2 separate regions of the Homo sapiens genome follow, and region 1 is linked to region 2. A link is an interaction called in ENCODE POLR2A ChIA-PET data of the cell type or tissue named here. Cell type or tissue: GM12878. All regions are shown on one strand. Links, peaks and the distances in the headings refer to the core of each region. The heading gives the core; the rest is flanking DNA.

Region 1 (5,498 bases), core at 222-5,221, 140 kb before region 2:
CAGTGAATGCCACTATGATTCCCCTTGCCAAACCACACAGGCTACGGTAGTCAGAAAGCACCCACTGGTAAAAAGAAACTCATAAAGTTGCCAACAGAAGAGCCAAGTTCATGAAGAGACATGAGTGGGTGATAAGAGACATGCAGTTTTCTGGGTCAGGAGAGCAGCTGATATATGATCCAGGGTATCCAGTATGTCCAAGTGAGTGATCTGGGGACTGTAGCGGGCTCTGATGTCTGTGCTTTGTCAGAGGGTGCATACTATTTTCCCTGAAATCCCCTGAGGGAATATATTTGAAAGCTATAAAACTGTACAGTGTGGTATAGGGTGAGTATCTCCTGGCTTCCTCCTGTTTCTGGGGTCTTTCTTTGCTGCACAGAGGAGACCTCATCCATGGGAGATTTCTGTCCTCAATGGTAGCCCACTTGCTCCTTGGGACTTCTCAGACATTTTCCTTTGTTCTTGAGTTTCCGACCCCTTCTCATCCCAGGAGGTTCTCACCCCACTGGCTCTGCTTCCTCTTCTCATAGCAGACCCTGCAGTCACAATTGTGCAATATTTCCCTGCTCGTTGCAAACACTGTCTCTCTGCTAACATTGTAAGAGTTAGGCAAATGACAAGCATGGGAAAAAGCAGAAGGGGCACACTCTGCTCTTCTGTTAACAGTAGCACGCTACTTCAAGGATGCTAATCATAGAGAAGGGGAGCTGGGAGATTCGGAGACAACACTGTGCAAACCCAGCTGATACCCTTCCCAGGCTATTCTGAGAGCTACCAGCCCCCAACCTCTCCCACAGCTTCTGCCCCCTTAGAAGCAGCATGGCCCCATGGCCCCAAGACCTCACTCATCTCCCGCTCCCCCATCCTCTGCCCTGTTCTGGAAAGTGGGCACTAAAGGGACATGTTAAAACTGAAAAGAGGCAAGGAGGTGCTTTCTCCCAGTCAGCAACGCGCTGCTCCATCTCCCACCCCACCTGCCCACCTGCCCTCAGTGTCTCTTCGGCTAGGCCTACTTAGCCGAGAGCAGCCCCGTGGGTATGAATGGCCTAGGTGCCTGCTTCTGGAAGCATGTTTGGAAGGAAGCAGGGAGGGTACTGAAAGGTAAAGCAGGAGAACTGGAAGATTTTATTCCCAAGTGTTTTCCTCAAAGACACTTTTTAACTTTCTCCGTTTCTTCTTCTCACTTACCTCACCATTGCCATTGACATAGGCTCTGTACACCAAGGAGCTGAACGAGAGGAATCCAGGAGAGCCACAGAAAGGACAAGGGGAACCAGTGCAGGGGGATGGACGCACATCCGCTGACCACGTAAAAGCCAGGCCAGAAGCTAGGCTCTTAGCCTAGCTAAGGCTAGGTTTTCTCAGTGCCTTTCTGAGCCATATTGGAGCCTGAAAAAAAAAAAGAGAGAGAGAATATTGGCAATACTAATCCTGTTTTTTTTTGTTGTTGTTGTTATTGGTTTTTTGTTTGTTTGTTTGTTTGACAGAATTTCTCTCTGTCGCCCAGGCTGGAGTGCAATGGCATGATCTCAGCTCACTGCAACCTCCACCTCCAGGGTTCAAGCAATTCTCCTCCTTTAGCCTCCCAAGTAGCTGGGACTACAAGCATGCATCACCACACCCAGCTAATTTTTACATTTTTAGTAGAGATGGGGTTTCACCATGTTGGCCAGGCTGGTCTCGAACTCCTGACCCCAGGCGATCCACCTGCCTCAGCCTCCCAAAGTGCTGGGATTACAGGCATGAGCCACCATGCCCAGCCACTAATCCTGTTTTTAAACTTTGGTATTTTTATTTATAATGAAATATTTTGCATTAATTTTGATGTTTAGAAATATTGTATTAAGGCCAAGCATGGTGGCTTATGCTTGTAATCCCAACACTTTGAGAGGTCGAGGTGGGAGGATCACTTGAGGCCAGGACTTCAAGACCAGCCTGGGCAATAAAATGAGACCCCCATCTCTACCAAAAAAAGAAAAGAAAAGTTCTTTTAAATTAGCCAGGCATGGTGATGCGTACCTGCAGTCCCTCCTACATGGGGGAGGCTGAGGCAGGAGGATCACTTGAGCCCAGGAGTTTAAAGCTGTAGTAAGCTATGATCACACAACTGCACTCTGGTCTGGGTGACAGATAGAGATCCTGTCTCAAAAAAATTTATCTATATTCATTACTAATATTTTTGGCTCCCCCTTAAATGTGCACTGGAAGCAAGTGCCTCTCCTGCCTCACTCTGGTCCTGGCCCTGATGAGATTCAGCCCAGCTGATGGAACTGGTCAATTCACCTGGTTGATGATTTTTTTCAGAAAGAAAGAGTGAAAGCTCTAAAAATAATCTTTAAAAATCAAAGTCTATTTTTTTAAATGTGCAATTCTACTAAAATAATTAAGAAAGGAGTGAAATTCTCAGCCACAAAAAGAAACCAAATTTAGACACAATTCAAATCCTTTATCTTCTGACAAAGCCAAGGTACTTCACCTTCTCAGCCACCAGGTGTCTCTGTAAACTCCCTGCAGGCCTCTGCACAGGGCACTGCAGATAACGTCATATGTGAAATCTGCTGTTTTTAACCAGCTCTAAAGAGACAGCACATACAAAGAAAAAAAAAACAGCTTGAAATATAACAGCTTCAAATACCAAATTTACAGTGATCCGTCCATTTATCCAGGATTTCTGGCTAATAGCCAAGTGCTTATGATAATCAAATCTATTAACAGATTTAAGCTAAGAAATAGATTATTAGAGTCAAGTTGTCCTAATCAATACACTTTCTAGAATGTTCCTGCTTTATTGTTTTCTCGTATCTTATCTGGATTAATTTCTAACGGAGTATAATTCTGCAAGATCAAAATAGAGTATTCCAGGAACTAACTCTTCCCCTGGTTTGGAGGACTGGATTTTACCCAATTCTTTAGGGTAGAGAATTTTTTGTTGTTTTTGTTTTTGTTGAGGCAGAGTCTCACTCTGTCGCCCAGGCTGGAGTGCAGTGGCACGCTCTCGGCTCACTGCAACCTCCACCTCCCGGGTTCAAGCGATTCTACTGCTTCAGCCTCCCGAGTAGCCAGGACTGCAGGCGCGCAACACCACGCCAGGCTAATTTTTTTTATTTTTTGTATTTTTAGTAGAGACAAGGTTTTACCATGTTGGCCAGGCTGGTTTTGAACTCCTGACCTCAAGTGATCCGTCCGCCTTGGCCTCCGAAAGTGCTGGGATTACAGGTGTGAGCCACCGTGCCCAGTCCTGGGTAGGGAATTTTGAAAACAATATTTAAACCTTTTGTTTATGTTTAAAAAAAATCAGTGCATGAAGTGCTATGGGAGGCCCAGAAAACAAAGTAGTGGGAAGGTTGTACTATTCTTTCAAAGTAAGTTTACCTCGGCTTGTTGTCATCCTTTCCCTTCACATCCTCACCTCACCCCTCAGAAGAAAATGTAACACTTCAGTGAACAGACCATTTCCTCTGAATTTAACATTTTTGTGAGTTAATTCTGCAAATAAGCACTTCGTTCAACACCGTGGGGGACCATCGATCCTTCTTCCAAAGGTCCGGGAAAATGACTCTTGGGAGAGACCTCTGTGATGAGACTCCATGAGCTTCTCTAGCCCGTCTAAGATAGCATTTGTTCTTCATTTTAAAATTGCTACTCATAACAATCCCAATAGGAACATGGCTAATGTTCACAGTGAGGTGCTCACTACTTATTTTAGTACAGTCATTTCTCTGGGTTTCCACGGCAGGAAAACTCCAGCTTTTCTCTTAACTTCCTACGCAATTCCTCCTCATCTGCTTCTTCCCTCAATGTTGGATTTCTCAGGATTCAGTCCCAAGCCTTCTTCTCTTGGTCAAGGTAGAAGAAAATCTTAGCAGTTATAATGAAACCTCAAACTATAAGAAAAGAGGGAGTAATAGTGGGTTCCATGATGCCAAATTAGTTGCATGTCCTGAAGAGGATTGCCAGCCACAGGCTCCATCCCTCATATCTAGGTAGCTGCATCCTTTCTATGAGTCATCTGGGCTTTAAATGGCCATCAGATCACAGGAGGTTTCGTTCAAATGCAGATTCTGAGTCAGGAGGCCTGACTGAGGCTGAGATTCTGCATCCCACGTGATATAGATGCTGCTGGCCCATGGACCACACATTGAGTAGCAAGGTTTAGATGATCATATAATTATAATGAGATATTGATAAAACATACCTAAATTATCAATCACACCAACAGATCAAATCAATATATAATAATGGCTGAACTGGGATAGGGAAGCTGATTTTGAAAAATTTAAAGAATATATGCTTCTGGTTTCCAAAACTCAAAATCTATTCGAAGAGAAAAGGGACCTAAAAGTTCCATGAAATCAGAAACAAGATTCTGTTTTTTCAAAGGGCCCAACCTAAAGATTGATTGTGGCAGGGCGCGATGGCTCACGCCTGTAATCCGAGCACTTTGGGAGGCCGAGGCGGGCGGATCACCTGAGGTCAGGAGTTCAAGACCAGCCTCAACATGGAGAAACCCTGTCTCTACTAAAAATACAAAATTAACCAGGCGTGGTGGTGCATGCCCGTAATCCCAGCTACTCAGGAGGCTGAGGCAGGAGAATTGCTTGAACCCGGGAGGCAGAGGCTGCAGTGAGCCGAGATTGCCCCACTGCACTCCAGCCTGGGCAACAGAGCAAGATTCTGTCTGAAAAAAAAAAAAAAAGCAATGTTATGTCATAATTTCTGTAATCTTTGTGATAACTAGTATGTTTTGCCAGTTTTTAAAGGCTTTTAAGGTATTTAAGATCCAATGGATTTGTGTTGTAATTTTAATCAAGCAAAAAACCAAAAAAACGAACTTAATTTAGGCATGCAATTAACACTTAAATGTTTGGGAAAAAATATTTTCTTAAAAGCATAAGTTTTACTTTATTAGTTATAAATATACTACACACATAGAGAAATGCTGACTGTTGACTAAAAGAATGCTAATTGCTTCACAAATTTATGAGAAGGTCTTGCCGACCTTGTAGTATATCAAACGTGTCAAGTTCCTGCCAACGCAAGATTTCTGCAGTTCCTTTCTCCTAGAATGTGCTTCTCCAACCTTTGCTTGCCTATTTGTGTGTCTGTGTGCTTAATGACTCTTTTATCTTGGATTGTGAATTCTGTGACCATGGAAACAGTTTACCATGGTAATCTTTATACCTCTGCAAAGGTTGCTGGTATTATCCCATTTACAGAAGGCAGGCTTGGAGAGTTTTAAGTAGCATGTCCAAGTTGCAGTGCTGGGATAGAACCGAGGTCTTTCTTACTTGTGAGTCCATGAACATTATTGTGACACTGAGTTCAATAAACAGTGATCACTGATTGAATGCTGCTCAGGTCATCTGCTGTGTTCTGCAAACGCAAAGTCACAGAATTATGGGACCTCCCAGAGCTCTCCTTGAAAAGAACATTTGGGGCAAAACTTTAAACACTACTCCCTTGAAGAGCCAATCATAGAAAACACAATGAAAATATAC
Region 2 (5,231 bases), core at 1-5,000:
ACAGCCTGTGATTCCATAGTCTACCTTTGCACATCTTTATGATGGTAGCCGGTTGACTTTTGCCAATATCTTTGGTATCCTTGACTTCAGGCTGTGGCTACATCATTTAAATATTACTTGTTTGGTCTCTCCACTAAGTGAGTACCCCAGCCTCTCAAGCTGGTTTGCCTGATCCTGAATTCCAAATGGCTCATTGACAAAGATCAATTTGAAACTTCAAAGGCTACTATTATTCTCATCCAAAAAAGAAGAAACATTTTCTTTTGTTGTTGTTGTTTTTCCTCCCTCCTCCAGAAGAAACCTTTTCCTTTGCCCTCACTCTGTTCCTTGCACTTTTAAAGAACAGTTCTTTGTCTCTTTTTGTCTTTTTATTCCTAAGATGCCTGTAATTTCCTGGGTTAGCCCAAGTTTTAGACATTCATTTTTAAATGCCATTTTTATTAGCTATCACCATCATACAACTAAGCAAAAGGAATTCCACCCACTAACGCACAGTTTCTGCTGATGATGTGAACGACATGTGTGAGAATGGCTTTCATCTGCCCTCCTGAGTTTTGGAAGATGTTACAGACATATGCTGATTTATAGATGAGGTGTGTGATTGTCTTCTGAAAGTCACTCAAAACTAGAATTGATATGACTTGTCAATTCATAATCTGAACAGGTTAGCTCTCTTAAGTGAATAAAATGCATCTTAGGCTGGGCACAGTGGCTCACGCTTGTAATCCTAGTGCTTTGGGAGGCCAAGGTGGGAGGATCACTTGAGCCCAGGAGTTTGAGACCAGCCTGGGCAACATAGCAAGACCCCATCTCTACAAAAAAATAGAACAATTTTAAAAATAAATAAATAACTGTGTCATATAGTGACATATAACCAACACAAGGAAGTCAGGGTATGTCCTGAGTTGGAAAGTAAATGACCAGTGTCGTTTTAATTACATGTAGCCATTTAAATTTTTTTTTGCACAAATGTCCAGAATGTGTACAGATTTTTGGCTTTGGATGAATGTAGGCTTTGTTTGTTTGTTTTTAAAGATTCCATTTACAGTATTAAAAATGGTCAAGAAAATCAGCTTACCAGAACACAGCACACTCCTTAAGTTTTCCTTACTTCAAGAGAAATTTTATAGTTGACCTATTGGCAAATCAGGAATAATCTGGCTAAAGCTTTGGGAGGCCAGATTCAGATTAGCATATCCCTTCTTCCTCACCAATTAATTTCTTGTCTTGGTAGTATTCCCTGCTTAAGATAAATGATAAATGTTGAGTCAGTGAAGTAAAATTGTGAATTTCATTCACTTTATTACTGATGCAATTATCATGAAAAGAACCAGCTTAAAATATCTGTGTGAAAATGAGTACTTATTTATAAATTGCAATTGGGCCCATAGATAAAAAACAACAGTGACAACAACAAAATATGTCATCCAGATGAGACTTGATACCAGTTGGCATGACTTATCAGGAAAAATAGTCATGGGCTCAATGAAAGAGAGACAAGTATGGGCACGAGTCAACCATGTTCTTCTTGAAGGCAATGATTTCCTTTCTTTGATCCTGGTGGCTCAGTCCTAGGAAGCAGACAATATCAGCTCACTGCAAATCAAAAAATCTTTAATGACATGGGAACATGCTCACAATATACTGTTAAGTGAAAAAAGCAGGTTACAAAACGAATTTGGATTCAACTTGTTGTATACACACATGCCAATGTTTATAGAGGCAACCTCTAGGTCAGGGGTCCCCAGTCCTGGGGCTGCAGACCAGTACCCACCCGTGGCCTGTTAGGAACTGGGCCGCACAGCAGGAGGTGAGCAGTGGGCAAGTGAGTATTTCAGGCATGAGCCATGCTGCCCAGCCACATATTTCCCAAATGTTCTGTAATGAGCATCTATCATTTAGATGAACCAGATGAAAAGTTGTTGTTCCTTTTTTATTTTTCTTAATTTCATTGAGCAAGTCTACCTAAGTTTTCTCTATAAACCCTTGTCACTGCTTCGGTCACAATGTTTTACATAATAACCAGTGATTTTTATAGCAGTTGATTCTCAGGGGAGAATCACTGAACCACAGCTAAGCATAGCAAAGTCATCTTCCTCATTACTCAGCTTACATAGGATCATATTTAGAGGATTCCAACCCAATGCCAATTCAAACTTCCAGACAGACTCCAAAAACAAGGGATTCCAGAGGCTTTTGCATCAAACCTCTTAAAAGGCCTGTCTTAACTTTCCCTTAAAATGGAAATTATACCTGGGAAACACATCCTGGGCAATCTCAGTAGCTTTCTCTTCTCATGGGAAGATAAAGGAGTACTCAAAAATAAAAAAGTGAGGTTTCTGGGTAATTAATTCAGTGTCTGTGCTCAAAAAGAAAGAGGTAGTGGGAAATGCTTGAGGATCATTAGAGGAAAACATGTTTGTGACAAGTGCAGTCAAGGATTGCAAGGTCTGGTTTCAAACTAAGCCTGCTGCGTTCTCATTATTATTATTATTACCTAAATTATTGTAGCTGTGCATTTTTTTAATCATTTAAAAGAAAAGGAAGTAGTTTTGTAATTTCTCCTAAATGAGTACCTTCCTGCTTACATGGCATTTTAAATTACATATAAAATTTCAAGATTAGTCATAAACAAATGTTTTTTGCTTTTTTTAAAAACCACATAAACCTTTTAAAAAGTAAAATTTCTATTAAAATGTTTTTTTCCAAATAATAAGTTTAAGTTCTCAAATGTTTACCAAAAACAAAACAAGCTTTACAATTTTGAGCAAACCTATCTCTATAGTATTTATTATTCAAAATAGAAAATAAAATTGTTTTTGTTCTCTAATTCTTGTCTTTTAATCTTCTAAATATACAATAATGAGATTTCTAAAAATACTTTGAAAGGGTATTCACATTACTAAGTTTTCTTTTAACTTTAAATTTTTTTCTTTCAAATTCAATTTACAATAGCCTTTTATATTATCATTTATCACAAGAAAACCATAAAACAGCAAAAACCACTATTGCTATTATTAGCAACATCTTCACTTTGTAAATGAGAAAAGTGAAGTTCAGAAAGGTTAAGCAACTTACATAAGGCCACACAGCCAATGAGTAAGGGGACTCCCTGAATCAATTTACTTCTACAGCATTTCCCCTTACAGAAGACAAATTACTTTTCAAATTAATTCATTACAGGACAACAAGAGGCACACGTCGAATGGAAGGGAGACCTGAAAAAAATAGAGAAAAACTGTTATTTTTAAAGGGACATGGATTTATTATTACAAAGAGTAAGCTATAAAATTAAACTATCTGTACAGTAAAATCCCAATTTATTTTTTATTTTATTTATTTATTTATTTATTTATTTTTTGAGACAGAGTCTTGCTCTGTTGCCCAGGCTGGAGTGCAGTGGCGCAATGTCGGCTCACTGCAACCTCCGCCTCCCAGGTTCAAGCGATTCTTACGCCTCAGCCTCCCGAGCAGCTGGGATTACAAATGTGTGCCACCACGCCCAGATAATTTTTGTGTTTTCAGTAGAGATGGGGTTTCTCCATGTTGGCCAGGCTAGTCTCGAACTCCTGATCTTTGATGATCCACCTGCCTCGGCCTCCCAAAGTGCTGGGATTACAGGCATGAGCCACCATGCCCAGCCCAAATCTCAATTTAATATGAAAAAAATTTTTCACGTCTGAAAGGCAACAAATAATTAGACCCGATAGTAATAGTGACTGTCTCTGAATGGTAAAATTGGAGATAATTTTTTCACTTTTTTCTTTAATTTTTTGTACTCTGCAGATTTTTAATGATCAGTAAGGATTAACTCTATAATCAGAAAAATAAACATTACAATCTATTTTTAATAAAGAGCTGTACTCATATAGTTTATTCTCTTCAGTGATTCTCTAATGTATTTGGTTTCACTTCAGTTTTTTGCTTTGCTGGGAATTTTTTATTTAAAAAAAAAAAGGCAGATGAAGTTTCATTGTAAAGAAAAAAAAATAATGTGAAGTCCAGTGCTGCATTTTGAGGGCCTGTTTCTCCATTCTAGCCCGTGCAGCCATACAGGGAAGCTTCTGAGAACTTAATCTGAAAACCATTTTTGTGGTTTTCTTTGTCTCCACAGTAAGTCCCACGTTTAACATAGATGACTACCTGCCCGATAGTCATGTCTTCTTCCTTGCTAAAGAACCTCTATTTTGAGATGGACAAAATGTTCTGTTCCAGGGGGTGAATCATGATGTCTAAGACTGAAAAAGAATCTTCTGATTCCTGCTTCTCAGCTTCCCCTGCAGCTATGAGTGGCTGTGTGACCCAGTCCTCATCAACGAAATGTTCGGGAAAGTCTTGCTTGCTCCTGGGAGAGGTCCTCCTCACCAGTTAAAGTAGACACGGGCAGGAGCACCCGTCTTCCTTACATGCTTTGGGTGTAGCCGTGGAGAATTAGATGCCTTGAAGGTTGCAGCAGCCCTGAGGACAAGCAAAGAAACCCAAAAAACTGCAGAGAGACACAGCAGAAGCCTGGCATTGTTGACTCACTTACCACCTCTTACTTTTTATTATGTGAGATAAATGTCTTACCTAAGCCACAGTTCATTACTCTAATACTTGACTGTCTTCTAATGATATAGTAACAAATAACAAAAAGCTTATGACGTTGAAGCTACCAACCTCTTATAAAATGTAAAAAGTAGGCCGGTCGCAGTGGCTCACGCCTGTAATCCCGGCACTTTGGGAGGCCGAGGCGGGCGGATCACGAGGTCAGAAGGTCGAGACCATCCTGGCTAACATGGTGAAACCCCGTCTCTACTAAAAATACAAAAAAATTAGCTGGGCACGGTAGCGGGCTCCTGTAGTCCCAGCTACTCGGGAGGCTGAGGCAGGAGAATGGCGTAAACCCGGGAGGCGGAGCTTGCAGTGAGCAGAGATCGCGCCACTGCACTCCAGCCTGGGCGACAGAGCCAGACGCCGTCTCAAAAAAAAAAAAAAAATGTAAAAAGTAGTTTAGCCAATACCCAACCTAAATGGCCAAAAATGTAGAATACTGTATAGAAATGATTGGTAGATTATCTTACTGGGATGTTACACACGGTCATTTGAAAATAGTATTTGGGAAGATCATGTGACCACATAAGGAGATGCTCATGATACAAGGTTACGTGCAAAAAGAGAAACAGGACTTGGGATTGTATCTGTGCATTATGACTACAACAGTGTTTCCAAAGACTATGAGGAAGCAAAGC

The links. Peaks named below come from ENCODE experiments on the same cell type or tissue, not always from the same donor. Only the 100,000 strongest peaks of a DNase experiment are listed, where the experiment ranks them.
Region 1: POLR2A ChIA-PET joins it to region 2 with 5 read pairs; 17 of 35 experiments call an interaction of 5 or more read pairs at or near these places.

The regions. Positions count from the first base shown.
Region 1 is chr4:40,322,601-40,328,098 of GRCh38, reverse strand. It overlaps LINC02265 (long intergenic non-protein coding RNA 2265), which reads right to left. Exons shown (of 4, transcript NR_121641.1): 3 at 1,189-1,389. Among named protein-coding and RNA genes, the nearest start is that of CHRNA9, 10 kb to the left of the region's middle. RefSeq lists an enhancer at 2,586-2,635. In GM12878, for the core only: a CTCF peak has its summit at 2,507 (motif pointing right); no DNase peak of the experiment used is centred there.
Region 2 is chr4:40,183,086-40,188,316 of GRCh38, reverse strand. It overlaps a transcript of N4BP2 not described here. Among named protein-coding and RNA genes, the nearest start is that of RHOH, 11 kb to the left of the region's middle. RefSeq lists an enhancer at 2,432-2,501. In GM12878, for the core only: no CTCF peak of the experiment used is centred there; DNase peaks (open chromatin) are centred at 2,116 and 2,266; H3K27ac peaks cover 4,723 bases.